2 separate regions of the Homo sapiens genome follow, and region 2 is linked to region 1. Evidence: read pairs that join two places in POLR2A ChIA-PET (ENCODE). Cell type or tissue: OCI-LY7. All regions are shown on one strand. Each heading gives the region's core, and the rest is flanking DNA. Links, peaks and the distances in the headings are about the cores only. Region 1 overlaps MFSD2A (MFSD2 lysolipid transporter A, lysophospholipid). Region 2 has its middle 7.9 kb from the start of BMP8B.

Region 1 (2,916 bases), core at 319-2,818:
CACACACCCATTCACACACAGGGAAGCTGGCATGATGGGGAGAGGCCAGCTCCAAGTGAAGGAGTTGAAGGCCCAGGTGGGCAAATGTCCGCCTTCCCCATGTGAGTTCCACACCATCAAAAGGGGTTAGACCTCAGGATGGACTAACTTCATGGCATCAGTATAGCAAGGCAGCACAGGCCATGGTAAAGAGAAAGGCCTTTGAGCCACTCTTCAGGGATTCCATTCTAGCTCCACCAACTAACTATAAAACTTAGTCTTGGGAAGTTATTTAAATTATCTGAAGCTCGTTTCCTCATTTCCTCATAAGTTCCAGCTATGGGCTGGGCGCTATTCTAATTACTTAGGATAACTAGAGAACAGATAAAAAATCATTGCCCTTGTGGAACTTACATACTAGTTGGCAAACAGAAAAGTTGACATAATTTAAAAGTTATATATACCATTCAACCTTCATAAGGAATAAAATTCTGACACATGCTACAACATAGATGAACCTTGTAGACATTAAGCCAAGGAAAATCAGCAAGACACAAAAAGATAAATATTGCATAATTTCGCTTTGGAAGGATGTAATGGATGGATGGTGGTGATGGTGGCGACAAAGTGAATGTACTTAGGCTAGGCGCAGTGGCTCATGCCTGTAATCCCAGCACTTTGGGAGACTGAGTCAAGTGGATCACCTGAGGTCAGGAGTTCAAGACCAGCCTGCCCAACATGGCGAAACCTCCGTCTCTACTAAAAATACAAAAATTAACCAGGCATGGTGGCGCACACCTGTAGTCCCAGCTCCTCGGGAGGCTGAAGCGGGAGAATCACTTGAACCCGGGAGGCAGAGGTTGCAGTGAGCCGAGATCGCACCACTGCACTCCAGCCTGGTGACGGAGTGAGGCCCTGTCTCAAACAAACAAACAAACTCCTTGATTATTACATCCTTAATGTGGAATGTTAAAACTGCACTGCCCAAAAAAGAAATATTAGAGAACCGACAGGTTTGTATCCCTACTGTACCAAAAACAAAAACAAAAAAACCAAAGTGAATGTATTTAATGCCACTGAACTGTACACTTAAAAATGGCTGTAATGGCAGTGGCACATGCCTGTTATCCCAGCTACTTGGGAAACTGAGGCAAGAGGATTGCTTTTCCCCAGGAGTTTGAGTCCAGCCTGTGCAACATAGCAAGACTCTGTCTCGTAAACATTTTTTTTTTAACAGGCTTAATTCACTTTACTTCTCTTGTATAAAAACCCTATGTTGTAGCCACAGCTGGAGCCTGGTGGGTCTTGATGAGGTGGTCAGTGAATTCCTGATCGGGAGACTTGGTGAATACAGTCTCCTTCCAGAGGTCGGGGGTCAGGTAGCTGTAGGTCTTAGAGATGGCATCAAAGGTGCCCTTGGCAAAGCTGCCCAGGGTGGCAGTGCAGCCCCGGGCTGAGGTGTAGCAGTCATCGATACCAGCCATCATGAGCAGCTTCTTGGGCACAGGTGTGGAGACGATGCCAGTGCTCCTGGGTGCAGGGATGAGACGCACCAGCACAGAGCCGCAGCGGCCTGTCACCTTGCAAGGGACGGTGTGGGGCTTGCTGATCTTGTTCCCCCAGTAGCCTCTGCGCACGGGGACAATGGAGAGCTTGGCCAGGATGATGGCCCCACGGATGGCGGTGGCCACCTCCTTGGAGCACTTAACACCCAGACCGACATGGCCATTGTAGTCTCCGATAGCAACAAACGCCTTGAACCTGGTGCGCTGGCCGGCACGGGTCTGCTTCTGCACTGGCATAATCTTCAAAACCTCATCCTTGAGAGAGGCCCCCAGGAAAAAGTCAATGATCTCAGATCCCTTAATGGGCAGAGAGAAGAGATAGATCTCCTGCAGGGACTTGATCTTCATGTCCTTCACCAAGCGGCCCAGCTTGGTGACAGGCATCCACTCCTTATCCTCGGCCTTGCCTCAGCAAGCTCCGCAGCTTCGGCCCGGGCCCCGTCCACGGCCATGACCCCGGCCCCGGATGCCACTGCCGAAACCTCCGCGGAAGGCACCAGAGTTCCCCATCCCAGGGCCACCAGGGCCTCCAGGCCCCCCCGCTGCACCAGTGTCATCCGCCATTTGGTGTTTTCTCGGAGAAGAAGCTCGTAAACATTTTTTAAAGGTTATGGTAAATTTTATGTTACATATACTTTACCGTAGTTTTACAAAAGGGTTATATAACATGTTGGGAGATGAGTGCTGTGAAGAAAAGAAATAAAGCTGGCTCCAGAAGGTTAGAATAAGGGTGCAATTCACAAATGGGTGGACAGGGTAGGCCTTACTGAGAAGGTGGCATCCATGCCAAAGGCCTGAATGAGAGGAGGGAGTTGGCCTTTTAGACATCTGAGGCAAGAGTGGACCGGGCAAAGGGAATAGTCAGTGCAAAGGTCTTCAGATAGGTGCGTATCAGGCCTAAGGAAGGGCAAGGCCAGGAGGGCTCGAGTAAAGAGAACGGGGAGATAGAATTAGGAGATGAGGCGGGAGTGGAAATGGAACTTCTGAAAGGCCACTGGAGGTGCCTTGGCTCTAGTTCACAGGATTGAAGTAACTTTGAGACTTGGTTGATACTAAAATGTCAAACAGTGTTTGGGACACTAAGTGCTATAATGATCACATCAGGGAAGCTCAGCAGGAGAGTTGGCATGCGTAACTAATGCAGGCCACACCAGGGGAGCTGTAGAAAGCCCTGGGCTGGGAAGGAGACCTCAGGTCCAGCTGTTGCAGCCTCCCCATGGGACCCTGCTTGACATCTGGTCTCTCACACACTGGCCTTGAGAACTCCAGGCAAAGTGACTATCAAAGTCTTTCTGGTTTGGCCAGGAATGGTGGCTCACGCCTGTAATCCCAGCACTTTGGGAGGCCGAGGCAGGAGTATTGCTTGAGGCTG
Region 2 (2,916 bases), core at 228-2,727, 170 kb after region 1:
TTTATAGGGTCTTGCTTTGTCACTCAGGCTGGGGGGCAGTGGCATGATCATAGCTCACCATAATCTTGAACTCCTGGGTTCAAGCGATCCTCCCAGCTCAGCCTCCCTACAGTCAGGTCCCACCATGCCCAGCTAATTAAAAAAATATTTTTTTTTGTAGAGATGGAGCTTCGCTATGTTGCCCAAGCTGTTCTCGAATTCCTGGCCTCAAGTGATCCTCCCACCTCAGCCTTCCAAAGCACTGGGATTACAGCACTTAAAAAAATTATGAGTCAAGCACAGTGGTTGACGCCTGTCATCTCAGCATTTTGGGAGGTTGAGGCAGGAGGATTGCTTGAGCTCAGGAATTCAAGACCAGCCTGGGCAACATAGTAAGACCTCATCTCTACTAAAAATAAAATTAAAAAAAAAATTAGCCAGGCCTGATGGCGTAGCTGTAGTCCCATCAGGAGGCTGAGGCAGGAGGATTGCTTTAGCCTGGGAGATAGAGGCTGCAATAAGCTATGATTGCACTCCAGCCTGGGTGACAGAGTGAGACTCTGTCTCAGAAAAAATTATAGCAAAATATATAATTACAATTTTAACTATTTTGGGGTGTACAGTTCACGGCATTAAGTTCATTCACATTGTCTGCAGCCATCGCCTTGTCCATTTCTAGAACTCTTTCATCTCTCCAAACTGAAACTGTGTATCCATTAAACAGTAAGTCCCCATTCTCCCCTTTCTCTAGCCACTGGCAACCACCATTCTATACTTTCTGTCTCTATGAATATAACTACTTTAAGTACCTCACATGAGTGGAATCATACAATATTTGTCCTTTTGTGTCTGGCTTCTTTTATTTAGTATAATGTCTTCGGGGTTCATCCATGTTGTAGTGAGTGTCAGATTTTCATTTCTTTTTTAAGGCTGAATAATATTCTCTTGTATAGCCATACAATATGTATTTATCCATTCATCTGTTGATGGACATTTAGGCTGTTTCTACCTTTTGGCTACTGTCAAAAGTGCTGCTATGAACATGGATGTGTAAATATTTGTTCTTTTTGATTCCCTCCCTTCCATTCTTGTAAGGCAAATCTATAAAGTATCTATATATAGTATACCCAATGGTGAAACTGCTGGATCTTATAGTAATTCTATATTTAATTTTTTTTTGAGACAGAGTCTCACTCTGTCGCCCAGGCTGGAGTGCAGTGGCACGATCTCAGCTCACTGCAACCACCGCCTCCCAGGTTCAAGTGATTCTCTTGCCTCAGCCTCCCAAGTAGCTGGGATTACAGGCATATGCCACCATGCCCAGCTAATTTTTTTGTATTTTTAGTAGAGATGGGGTTTTGCCACGTTGGCCAGGCTGGTTTCGAACTCCTGACCTCAGGTGATCCACCACCTCAGCCTCCCAAAGTGCTGGGATTACAAGCATGAGTCACTGCACCCGGCCCTATATTTAATTTTTTGAGGAGCTGCCATCCTGTTTTCCACAGCAGCTGCACTATTTTACATTCCCACCAGCAATGCACAAGGGTTCCAATTTCTCCATGTTCTCACCAACACTTGTTACTTTCTGTTTTTTAAAAAAATAATAGCCATTCTAATGATTATGAAGAGGTATCATTGTGGATTTCATTTGCATTTCCCTAATAATTAGTGAGATTAAACATCTTTTTATATGCTTATTGGCCATCTGTAGATCTTTTTTTGGAGGATTTTTTAAGTATTTTGCCTATTTACAACTGAGTTGTTTATTTTATTGTTGTTGAGTTGTATGAGGTTTTAAAATATATATTCTGAAAAAAATAAACATATATATTCTGGATATTAATCACTTATCAGATATATGATTTGCAACTATTTTCTCCCATTCTGTGGGTTGCCTTTCACTCTGTTGATAGTGTCATTTACAAGGCGGGCAGATCACAAGGTCAGGAGATCGAGACCATCCTGGCTAACTCAGTGAAACCCTGTCTCTACTAAAAATACAAAAAAAAAAAAAAAATTAGCTGAGGGTGGTGGCAGGCACCTGTAGTCCCAGCTACTCGGGAGGCTGAGGCAGGAGAATCATTTGAACCTGGGAGGCAGAGGTTGCAGTGAGCCGAGATCACGCCACTGCACTCCAGCCTGGCAAAAGAGCGAGACTCTGTCTCAAAAGAAAAAGAAAACAAAAAATGGGTCCCTAAAAACAGTGGCCTATGTGTGCTTTTCTTAGGCAGCACAAGTTGGAGGAGGCCCTGCTGTTTTGGGGCCAGTTCATGGATGATTTGCAGGCCTTGGTAGACTAGTTGTACAAGTTGAAGCTGCAGCTGGCTGAGAACCAGGCTGTGTGTGGGGACTTTGACCTAGGCATGAACTTCAAGGGTGCCCCTACAATGAGGGGTGGACTCGGCTACATGGAGGGAAGGGCTGCTTGGTTGCATACTTAAGTGCACCTTCTGCTCTGTTAACCCTCTAGGGGTGAAAGGACACCATGAAAGATCCTGTATGCTGCTGGTCAGAGAGGAGGCTCCTTACTCTGTGTGTTTAAACAAATTGTTGCTGGGATTCTGCATTGCTCACAAAGATTTTACCAAAATTGTTTTGATTTGATTCAGATTTGGCAATGTGTAAATTTCACTTTGAGGTTCCCTCCACACCCACCCCTGCCCCACCCCCAATCTATTCTCATTTGGTTCACAAAATACTTTTTTTTTTTTTTTTTGAGACAGAGTTTCACTCAGTCACCCAGGCTGGAGTGCAGTGGTGCAATCTTGGCTCACTGCAACCTCCGCCTCTCGGGTTCAGGCAATTCTCCTGCCTCAGCCTCCCAAGTAGCTGGGACTACAGGCACATGCTACCCTTCCCGACTAATTTTTGTATTTTTAGTAGAGACAGGGTGTCATCATGTTGGCCAGGCTGGTCTCGAACTCCTGACCTCAAGTG

The links. Peaks named below come from ENCODE experiments on the same cell type or tissue, not always from the same donor. Only the 100,000 strongest peaks of a DNase experiment are listed, where the experiment ranks them.
Region 2: POLR2A ChIA-PET joins it to region 1 with 12 read pairs; 8 of 35 experiments call an interaction of 5 or more read pairs at or near these places.

What each region holds. Positions count from the first base shown.
Region 1 is chr1:39,961,739-39,964,654 of GRCh38, reverse strand. The region is part of intron 3 of MFSD2A (MFSD2 lysolipid transporter A, lysophospholipid); the gene reads right to left. It also overlaps the pseudogene RPS2P12. Among named protein-coding and RNA genes, the nearest start is that of MFSD2A, 8.1 kb to the right of the region's middle. In OCI-LY7, for the core only: no CTCF peak of the experiment used is centred there; no DNase peak of the experiment used is centred there.
Region 2 is chr1:39,795,286-39,798,201 of GRCh38, reverse strand. No RefSeq gene overlaps it. Among named protein-coding and RNA genes, the nearest start is that of BMP8B, 7.9 kb to the right of the region's middle. In OCI-LY7, for the core only: no CTCF peak of the experiment used is centred there; no DNase peak of the experiment used is centred there.